Linked DNA regions of Homo sapiens: region 2 is linked to region 1. The links are chromatin loops, found by intact Hi-C in ENCODE. Cell type or tissue: PC-9. All regions are shown on one strand.

The links. A loop is a pair of places that touch in the nucleus more often than their neighbours do. Peaks named below come from ENCODE experiments on the same cell type or tissue, not always from the same donor. Only the 100,000 strongest peaks of a DNase experiment are listed, where the experiment ranks them.
Region 2: a loop joins it to region 1, with 12 times the contacts of the local background. A loop is called at or near these places in 13 of 110 quality-filtered maps.

What each region holds. Positions count from the first base shown.
Region 1 is chr22:37,537,874-37,540,373 of GRCh38, forward strand. No RefSeq gene overlaps it. Among named protein-coding and RNA genes, the nearest start is that of CARD10, 20 kb to the left of the region's middle. RefSeq lists enhancers at 75-284, 391-892, 893-1,392 and a silencer at 1,011-1,200. In PC-9, CTCF peaks have their summits at 1,163 (motif pointing right) and 1,362; a DNase peak (open chromatin) is centred at 1,138; H3K27ac peaks cover 473 bases.
Region 2 is chr22:37,862,214-37,864,713 of GRCh38, forward strand. It overlaps EIF3L (eukaryotic translation initiation factor 3 subunit L), which reads left to right. Exons shown (of 13, transcript NM_016091.4): 6 at 756-825; 7 at 1,059-1,132. Among named protein-coding and RNA genes, the nearest start is that of EIF3L, 14 kb to the left of the region's middle. RefSeq lists an enhancer at 337-836. In PC-9, CTCF peaks have their summits at 1,454 (motif pointing left) and 1,656; a DNase peak (open chromatin) is centred at 1,498; H3K27ac peaks cover 491 bases.

The DNA.
Region 1 (2,500 bases):
ACAGGGTCTCACTATGTTGCCCAGGCTGGTCTCGAAGCCCTGGCCTCAAGTGAACCTCCTGCCTTGGCTTCCCCAAAGTACTGGGATTACAGGCGTGAGCCACTGCGCCCAGCCAGCTGTTGTCTTTTAGAGGGGAACTGGAGGCCTACATAAAGTTGGTTTCGTTTTCTTTTGTTTTTTGAGACAGAGTCTCACTCCATCGCCCAGGCTGAAGTGCAGTGGCACAATCTTGGCTCACTGCAACCTCCACCTCCCCGGTTCAAGCAATTCTCCTGCCTCAGCCTCCCGAGTAGCTGGGATTACAGGCATGCACCACCACAGCCGGCTAATTTTTGTATTTTTAGTAGAGACAGGGTTTCACCATATTGGCCAGGCTGGTCTCAAACTCCTGACCTCAAGTGATCCGCCCACCGTGGCTTCCCAAAGGGCTGGGATTACAGGCGTGAGCCACTGCACTCAGCCCTACGTAAAGTTTTAACCCAGTTAAGTATATTTTTTAAATCACTAAATAGTTCACACATATGCAAATGTTTAGAGAAAAACAATGAACACCAAAATATTCAAAAAGACTAATGTTTGGAAAGTACTCAGAATTGTATTCCCCAAAAATTCATTCCCCCAAGACCCACAGGCCTCAGGGGTCTGCAGGTCTCTCTCAGGGCCAGAGACGGGGAAGGGGCCACCTGGCAAGGGCGGTCCTTGGCACCTTCCCCCCTTTACAGAAGAGGTGTAGAGATGAGGGTCTCACTATGTTGCCCAAGCTGGTCTCGAACTACTGGGCTCAAGCAATCCTCCTGCGTCAGCTTCCCAATAGCAGGACACCCTGAGAAGTCTGAAGGCTCACGCCCAGACCCACGCACAGGTCTAGTTTTGGTCCACAGCATGGCGTGGGTGTGGCTTTGGAGTTGGCGGCAGCTGAAGGCTGGGTGACGTTAGCAAGGTCTCAGCCTCAGTCTCCTTATCTGAAAAACTGGATAGTAATTCCCTCTTTATACTGCGGCCATGAAGAAGAGGGCTGATGTGGGTGGAGTGACTGGTGGGGCAGGCGCTCTGTAAGTGGCTGTCAGCAGGGCAGGGGCTGGGCTCAAGCCTGTGACCACACTGCTCCAAGCTGGACACACGGTGGCGCCCTCGTCCCACAGGTGCAGCACCAGTTCTAGCCTCTGGTGGCATCGGTTACTGGAGGGAGGGAGGGAAGAAGAGAGGAACGGAGTTATATTTGCAAACACACTGCCCACTCTGGGCCCTAGGGGTGGAAAAGTGAATGAGGACCACACAGTTCCTACTCAAGGAGGCTGGATTGGAGGGGCTGGGAGCCCCAAGGAGGAGAGGAACGTGGGAGAGGGCACTGCCTGGGGATTTTGCAGTGGGTTGACTGGTGGCCCCCCTGCAAAAGACACGTCCACCTGGGACCAGGGAATACAGTCTTATTTGAAAAAAGAGTCTTTGCGAATGTAATGAAGATAAGAATCTCGGCCGGGCGCGGTGGCTCACTCCTGTAATCCCAGCACTTTGGGAGGCTGAGGCTGGCGGATCACCTGAGGTCAGGAGCTCAAGACAAGCTTGACCAACACAGCGAAACCCCCTCTCTACTAAAAATATAAATAAAAAATTAGCCAGGCGTAGTGGCGGATGCCTGTAATTCCAGCTACTTGGGAGGCTGAGGCAGGAGAATCGCTTGAACCCGGGAGGAGAGGGTTGCAGTGAGACCAGATTGCACCATTGCACGCCAGCCTGGGTGACAAGAACGAAACTCCATCTTAAAAAAAAAAAAAAGTAAGGATCTCAAGATGAGATCGTCCTGGATTATCCGTGGGGGGCCAAATCCACTGACAAGTGTCCTTACAAGAAGAGAAGATGCTGACACAGAGGGAGCTACACGGAAATGTCGGCAGAGGCAGGAGCGAGGCTGCCATAAGGCAAGGACACCTGGAGCCACCAGAAGCGGGAAGAGGCAAGGAAGGATTCTCCCCTAGCACCTTCAGAGGGAGCGGGGCCCCTCCAACACCTTGATTTCAGACTTCTGGATTCCAGAACTAATCATTTTTGTTTGTTTGTTTTTCAGTGACAGGGTCTTGCTCTATTGCCCAGGCTGGAGTGCAGTGGTGTGATCATAGCTCACTGCAGCCTTGACCTCCTGGGCTCAAGCGATTCTCCCACCTCAGCCTCCCAAGTGGCTGGGACTCCCAGCTCACACCACCATGTCCAGCTAATTTTTTAAAGTTTTTTGTAGAGATGAGGGTCTCACTATGTTGCCCAAGCTGGTCTCGAACTACTGGGCTCAAGCGATCCTCCTGCGTTGGCTTCCCAAAGTGCTGGGATCACAGGCGAGAGCCCTGCACCTGGCGTGGAGAGAATAAATTTTTATTGTTTTAAGCCACCAAGATTGTGGTCATTTGTTACAGCTGCCACAGGAAACTAATAGAGATGTTTAAATTTTCTTCCTGCCACTCGGTTCACTGACTCCCACTCCTAATAGCCTACAGGATTGTGCCCAAGG
Region 2 (2,500 bases), 320 kb after region 1:
CACAGTTAATAAGAGGTGGGACTGACTCCAAAGTTGTGTTTCTTCTCCATCACAAATACATTGCTCATGGTATGGTTCCCCAGCTCAGAAACTATCAGTGGTTCTCAGATGCAAGCAACATAAAGACCAGACCAGGGGTCAGCCACCTTCTCTGTGGAGGGTCAGATAATAAGTATTTTAGTCTCGAGGGCCATGATGGTTTCTGTCAGATCTGTTCAGCTATGTCTTTGTGGCAGTTATCAACAATATGTAATGAGTGGGCATGGCTGTGTTCCAGTAAAACTTCTTTATTTACAAAACAGGTGGCGGAATAGATTTGCAGGCCCCCTGACCTAGATGCTTGTTTGGCGTTGGAAGACTGCAACATTCCTGGCCCGTAGTCTAGTGATGCCCGGTGCAGCATTATCTTCTCTTAACTCCCTAGCCTTCAAGTGCCACGATTTAACTTCTTCGCCTTTGCTAGTGTGGTTTTTTTCTGAAACACTTTTCCTTCTCTCTGCTTTGCCAGATCATCATCCCTGCTCTGAGGGTCATTTAAGGTCTGTTGCTGTAGAACCTAACCACGTGTTGCAGTATTCAGTGCGTCAGCTGCTATAGGACTTTCTATCTTCCCTCTCACTTGCATATTTACATAGTAAGAAAGAGAGGACAGATACCAATTCTCTTGTATTTGTTCACAGCTGTCACAGTATACCATGGGTAAAACACATTAAAATTAAATATCTGTATCTTGATATCTCTTGTTTTCTTTACAGGGGGGACCTTCCTTGGAGCAGAGGTTTGAATCCTATTACAACTACTGCAATCTCTTCAACTACATTCTTAGTGAGTCTGAGATTTGGCCAAGAGGGTGTGTGTGGTTATGATGAGGTTCAGCATTGGCCTCCAGCTTTTTTTTTTTTTTTTTTAAATTAGCAGGATCTTAATGTGTAGGTGGGAAGAGGGGAGGTCTTGTGATTCATGGTCCTTTTAAGAGAGAAATTACAAAGCATTCTGCAGCCTACAGAATGGGCAGAGTCATTGCTTTGAATCTGACTTTTCTGTGATCTCCTGCACAGATGCCGATGGTCCTGCTCCCCTTGAACTACCCAACCAGTGGCTCTGGGATATTATCGATGAGTTCATCTACCAGGTATCTGGTCAGCTTCAGCCTAATTTGAAATAACTGGTCCATGCCAGGAATAGCTGTTACTATTGTTTGTGTAAAAAAGCTGCAGGGTGTAAAAATATCCCCATTGTAGTGTAAAATACCCCATGGCAGTAGACTCCAGTTTCAGCTGGCTTTCGGAAGAGGCAGGGAAGCCTAAGCACTCCAGATAGGAAGCTGGAAGTCGGATAAGTTCAGCTCCTGACCTTCATCAAGCTCTTACTAGACCTTGTTAGGTGGTCTGGTGGTAAGAACACAGGCTTCACAGGCTTTGGAGCGAGGTGGAAGTGGATTCTAACTTGGGTGCTGCCACCTGCTGGTAGCTCTGTAACAGTGATGTGCTATTTAAACTCAGAGCCTCACTTTCTTTACCCACACAATGGAAATGTTCTATTATCTTTTTTTTTTTAAGAGTCAGGGTCAGGCCGGGCGCGGTGACTCACGCCTGTAATCCTAGCACTTTGGGAGGCAGAGGCGGGCAGATCACGAGGTCAGGAGATCAAGACCATCCTGGCTAACACGGTGAAACCCCGTCTCTACTGAAAGTACAAAAAATTAGCCGGGCGTGGTGGCAGGCGCCTGTAGTCCCAGCTACTCAGTAGGCTGAGGCAGGAGAATGGCGTGAACCTAGGAGGCGGAGCTTGCAGTGAGCCAAGATCGTGCCACTGCACTCCAGCCTGGTAACAGTGCAAGACTCCATCTCAAAAAAAAAAAAGAAAGAGTCAGGGTCTCACTCTGTTGCTCAGGCTAGAGTGCAGTGATAATAGCTTACTGCAGCCTAGAACTCCTGGGTTCAAGTGATTTTCCCACCTCAGCCACCTGAGTAGCTGCCACTACAAGGCCCACACCAACTTACGTGGATATTTATATTACTGTAGAGACGAGGGTCTTGCTGTGTTGCCCATGCTGGTGTTGAACTCCTGGCCTCAAGTGAGCCTCTTGACTTGGCCTCCCAAAGTGAGCCACCATGCCTAGCCATCTATATCTTGATTGTGGTGGTGGTTACTTAAGTGTATGCTCGATCAGAATACAATAGAACATTTTCATCACAACAAGAATATCACCTACCTCAGGAGTTGCTGTTCAAGGTCGAATGAGAACTGTGCCAAATGCAAATAAAGTACAGCAGCTGTGTAGCCTGGGGGTAAAAGTCCAGGTTTTGCTGTTGCTGTTTACTGGCTTTTTTTTTTTTTTTGGAGATGGAGTCTGACTCTGTTACCCAGGCTGGAGTGCAGTGGCATTATCCCGGCTCACTGCAACCTCTGCCTCCCGGGTTCAAGCGATTCTCTTGTCTCAGCCTCCCCAGTAGCTGGGATTACAGGTGCCCACCACCACGCCCAGCTAATTTTTGTA